Linked DNA regions of Homo sapiens: region 2 is linked to region 1. Evidence: chromatin loops called from intact Hi-C (ENCODE). Cell type or tissue: heart right ventricle. All regions are shown on one strand.

What was found. Peaks named below come from ENCODE experiments on the same cell type or tissue, not always from the same donor. Only the 100,000 strongest peaks of a DNase experiment are listed, where the experiment ranks them.
Region 2: a loop joins it to region 1, with 3 times the contacts of the local background. A loop is called at or near these places in 4 of 110 quality-filtered maps.

Annotation. Positions count from the first base shown.
Region 1 is chr9:81,372,211-81,374,710 of GRCh38, reverse strand. No RefSeq gene overlaps it. Among named protein-coding and RNA genes, the nearest start is that of TLE1, 320 kb to the left of the region's middle. In heart right ventricle, no CTCF peak of the experiment used is centred here; DNase peaks (open chromatin) are centred at 1,194 and 1,715; H3K27ac peaks cover 1,825 bases.
Region 2 is chr9:81,603,551-81,606,050 of GRCh38, reverse strand. All of the region lies in intron 14 of TLE1 (TLE family member 1, transcriptional corepressor), which reads left to right. Among named protein-coding and RNA genes, the nearest start is that of TLE1, 85 kb to the left of the region's middle. In heart right ventricle, no CTCF peak of the experiment used is centred here; no DNase peak of the experiment used is centred here.

The DNA.
Region 1 (2,500 bases):
TGCTAGCCAAAGCAAAGGGAGGTTTCAGAAAGGTGGTGCTCAGTGTCAGCTCTCAGTTTTGGGGTGTGGATGCACTTGGCCTCAAAACTGCTGAGTGGGAAGGTGGGAGGGGAAATGTCTGGTGCCTTCCCCTGATTTCTAACTGAGGTCACCTACCTCACCTGCTCTGGACTTCTCACGTTTAAGGCAGGCAGATTGTCACCTGCCTCCCTCTATCCACTCCTCCTCCGGTTTCTCTTCTCCTCCCACTCCTTTGGCCTCTGAGTTTCTGTAGGGAGAATCTCCCTCTTCACATTGACCAGACACGCTGCTCCGTTTATTCCCCTCTAGGGCCTGTACATGGGTTGATTAACATGTGCCTTTCCTTAAATCACCGCCATGGTTTGCAGGTGAAAGGCAAACACCATGAACCCATTTTCCAAGGTCCGTTATAGAGATTATTTTGTAAATTCACACATGCTAATATTCCACAGGGCATGTGCTAGCAAGGGCTCCCAGTGAGACTGGGACATACTGTTCCTTCAAACACCTGACTAAATGCACAGAATTTTAAACACAGTCTTACTGTGATTCAGTGGCAATGCTTCTTCTTTCTAAGAAGCCATTTACTTCTTTCCAGAAAAAAAAAATCAAACCTCTTTACTCTTCAAATGTAGAGCCCCTTTAATATCACTAATGAGAGCTACCATTTATTGAGCACAGAGTGTCAGACGCGGCACAGAGAGCTCTGTTGATATTGTCCCTAATCTCCACAGCAGCCCTTCCAACAGGGAATTGTATCCTCATCTTCCAAGTGAGCACTGTTTTTCGTTTTTGAAGGAAGACAGGGTAGGAGAGGATCGTGGTGCTTCACCTCGGAAGGGAGCCAGGAGCTCCAGGGTCCTGCAGTTAATACCCATCTCTTCTTATTCCTTTCTCACCTCCTGCAGGTTGCCTTGAGATTTTTAATCCCCTGGGTGATCTGAATCTTCATTTTATGTCTCCAGAAAAGAAGCCAGGATCTCCAGGAAGGTGGATCTCCCAGAGAGAGATTCAGGTGGAAGAGACAGATCCCTGTGGCACCACCCTAGACACCAAGTTTCGCTCAGTGGCCTGTCCCCTGGTGCGGACTGAAACCAGCATTGCCTGGTTTATGTGCTCCTGACAAGATGACAGCCTGTGGTGACAAGGGAGGCAGTTGGATACATGGCCCCCGCCTTTCCCCAGGGACCTCTTTCTTCTGTTGGAGCCAAATGCTGCTCAGTTGAGAGCTCAGGGAACAAAATAGTCTTTGTTGCTTAAACTGAAATCTTCCCATGGCTGACTGTCCCAGGGGTCTTGTTGTTAACAATACTCTCTCCTCATTCCTCCTCTTCTTCCTCCTCTTCCTCCTCCTCCTCCTCGTCCCCCTCCCCAATCTCTCTCCCTGCTGCCTCCCCCTACCTGCTCTTCCTCCTCTTCTCCCACTCCCTTGCCCTCTGTGATTCTTAATCATTATACTTCTGAAACATGACAAACCTAACAGAATCTTGCCAGAGCGAGAGGCCCTAGGGAATTAGTCGAGAAACTACAACAAGAGCCAAATCCATTTGGGTAGGTTTGGGTTTCATGGGAACAGTTTGGTGCAGTGAGAAGGCAGGAGGAGGAGAGAGAGTTGGAGGCTGCCCAGCTGATTGTCTCCTGGGATGGGTGCCCAGCGGGTAGGGCTGTAAACCGGCCTAGTGACTGTTAACCTATTTTAGATCACAGATGTCTCTGAGAATTTGAGGAGCACGTATCAGCACAAGATTTGGGCTTGTGGTCAGGTTTCTGTGAGTGCTCAGTCCAAGGGCCAATGCTCTGCATACTTCCCACTTCTTCCCACTGGCTTCGTCTGTCTTAGCTGTAAGCCCAGTAAACACACATCCTTAGGAGATGTGATCACGTCATCAATTATCTTCCCTGGAACACTTTTGAGAGTGACAGAGTCACTATTATTAACTACACTCGGATGACTTAATGTCAACCAAGACAGTCTCAGGCGAACTGGGAAATAGTGTTTCCTAGCTCTGGTCATGGGGTTTGGTGGTAAGACCCAAGACTAGGAAGTGGATTCTACTATGAACTGCTTAGACTCTCAGGGAGACCCTCAGCTTATCCAGCTGTAAAAATCAAAGAATCAAACGGAGTCTTCATTGTTTCTTTGGGTGCTGGTGTTTTTAATCCTTCTTTTGTTTATATGCATGAGAGAAAAAGTATATTGGGTGACATATTTTGCCTCCTACTGGTTGGTTGAATCAATGTTTTCACTTGAATGTCTGAACAAAAAAGTGCTTGAACGGGTGAGAATAATATAGTGCAGAGAACCTGGGACTTCCGTTTTCTGAAAGAATAGGGTAATTCTTTTGTAAAATGTTTTCTCCTTGCTCTAAGTAACTGACCACGGTGTTGAATACTGATTATTCAGGAGCACCCACTGTTACTCAGGGCTTTAGCAGGAGCATCTGAGGGGTTTAGCATTCCCTGTCTCCAGGGCCTCGTC
Region 2 (2,500 bases), 230 kb before region 1:
CATTTCTCTGATGGCCAGTGATGATGAGCATTTTTTCATGTGTCTGTTGGCTGCATAAATGTCTTCTTTTGAGAAGTGTCTGTTCATATCCTTTGCCCACTTTTTGATGGGGTTGTTTTTTTCTTGTAAATTTGTTTAAGTTCTTTGTAGATTCTGGATATTAGCCCTTTGTCAGATGGGTAGATTGCAAAAATTTTCTCCCATTCTGTAGGTTGCCTGTTCACTCTAATGGTAGTTTTTTTTTTTTTGCCGTGCAGAAACTCTTTAGTTTAATTAGATCCCATTTGTCTATTTTGGCTTTTGTTGCCATTGCTTTTGGTGTTTTAGTCATGAAGTCTTTGCCCATGCCTATGTCCTGAATGGTATTGCCTAGGTTTTCTTCTAGGGTTTTTATGGTTTTAGGTCTAATATTTAAATCTTTAATCCATCTTGAATTAATTTTTATATAAGGTGTAAGGAAGGGATTCAGTTTCAGCTTTCTACGTATGACTGCCCATATCTATTAATTAGTATGAGAGGACTTGTTGTTCTTACTATTTAGTAAAGTAATATTGCCTGAGGCAGTGCTGCTCAAACTATTTATGGTGACAGACCAGTTCCCCGCCCCGCCCCGTAAGTCAAAGATAGGTACATTTGTAACATACAATACAAATGAATAGGAGGGAAAAGATACCAAATCCAAGTCCATTTTTTGTTGTTACAAGAGTCAACAGCCCTAAGTCCTCAGGTTGCTGTCGCTCACTCTCGATGACTGCACTCATCTCACTGCAAACAGTAGCCAGTGTTTGCTGACCACACGTTGAGTAGGGCTGGTCTGAGGCACTTAAGAGAAATGAGGACAAACTCATGTGTCCAGGATAGAGTGAACAAGGCGTTAAAAGTTATACAAATAATTCTCTGAAAAATACCCACGGAAAGAATGCTTGGGTGAGGCAGACGGAAGGCACAGTTGCCATTCATAGACTGAGTGTGAACTGTCAGGCTTTGTGTGCGATGCCAGGCATGCTCCAGGAAAGAGGGTGCTCTCAGCCTTCTCTGCCCTTGGGGGCTTGATGATGTCATTAAAAGAAAAGTAAATATCCTGGTTTGACTTGTGATATGTGCTCTTGAGGCAGAGCAGTGGGTGATAGGGAGACATGTAAAGAAGTGACCAAAATTAGGGTCAGAAAGACTTCGTGGGGTGAAGCTGAAGCGCATGCAGGAAGGAATGAGTTTCCCATGGAACCGGGGAGGCACAGTCTGTGTCGTGCACAGAGAGAGAGCTTGAGGGATCCATGTGCAGGTGGATGAGTGCCTCCTGAGTGTTACAGCCAGAAGAGTTCAGTTGGGGCAGGAGGGACCTTAATGTCCCTTTAGTATAAATGCTCATCCATGGTTCAAGTCTGCTAAGATAGCCTCGTGCAGTGACAGTGTGCCTCTGACCGTGCGTGTCCAAGGATGGGGGACCCACTGCTGCCCAGAACAATGCATTTTCCATGACTGTGTGAAAACTCTTCTAGCCCTTGAGCTGAATCTGTCTCCCTGGAACTTTGACTCATCAATCCTGGCTCTTTCCTACCCGCTGAGACCACACAGCACACTGCTAATCTATCATCCTCATGGCAGCTCTTCAGTGTTTGGAGACCTCCACACCACCCTGAGGCTTCTCTTCTGGCTAGAATTTGTCTGTCGCTTCAGCCCTCTCTTGTGGGCCATGGTTTAGGGTTCCCACATCACCTGCTCACTAAGATCCAGATCCTGTCACTTCCTTTCCATCCACACTTTCACAGATTTTATTGAGACCTCCTGCATAGGCATAGGGGACCCCACCGGGAGCTCACAGCCTAGGATGGGGTGCAGGGAAGGAAAAATTCTCCTTTGCCCTCTCAGAGTCTGCCGCTGGGCCTGAGAATCAAACTGACATAAGATAGATTAACAGGAGAAATGCATGCAAGTCTTATTAAGAATTTAGGTGTACATGGGAGTCTTCACAAGGAAATGAAGACCCAAAGAAGCGACCAGAGCAGACAGCTTGTATCACCTTTTTTTGTTGTTCTGTTTTGTTTTTTTGAGACAAAGTCTCGTTCTGTCATCCAGGCTGGAGTGTAGTGGCCCAATCTCGGCTCACTGCAACTTCTACCTCCCGGGTTCAAGCGATTCTCCTGCCTCAGCCTCCCGAGTCGCTGGGATTACAAGCGTACACCGCCATGTCCGGCTAATTTTTGTGTTTTTAGTAGAGACAGGGTTTCACCATGTTGGCCAGGCTGGTCTTGAATTCATAACCTCAGGTGATCCACCCACCTTGGCCTCCCAAAGTGCTGGGATTACAGGCATGAGCCACCACGCCTGACCTTGTATCACTTTTATACAAAGAAATGACAAATTTGTGAAGACATGACAAGAAAAAGAGTTTTGGGCTGGAGGCAGTAAATTGTGGGGAAGTAACTAAGAGATAGATATATTGGGGGAAAACTTGTGGGAGACAAAGGTTATTTTGGTAAGTTTATTTGTGGAAATCCCT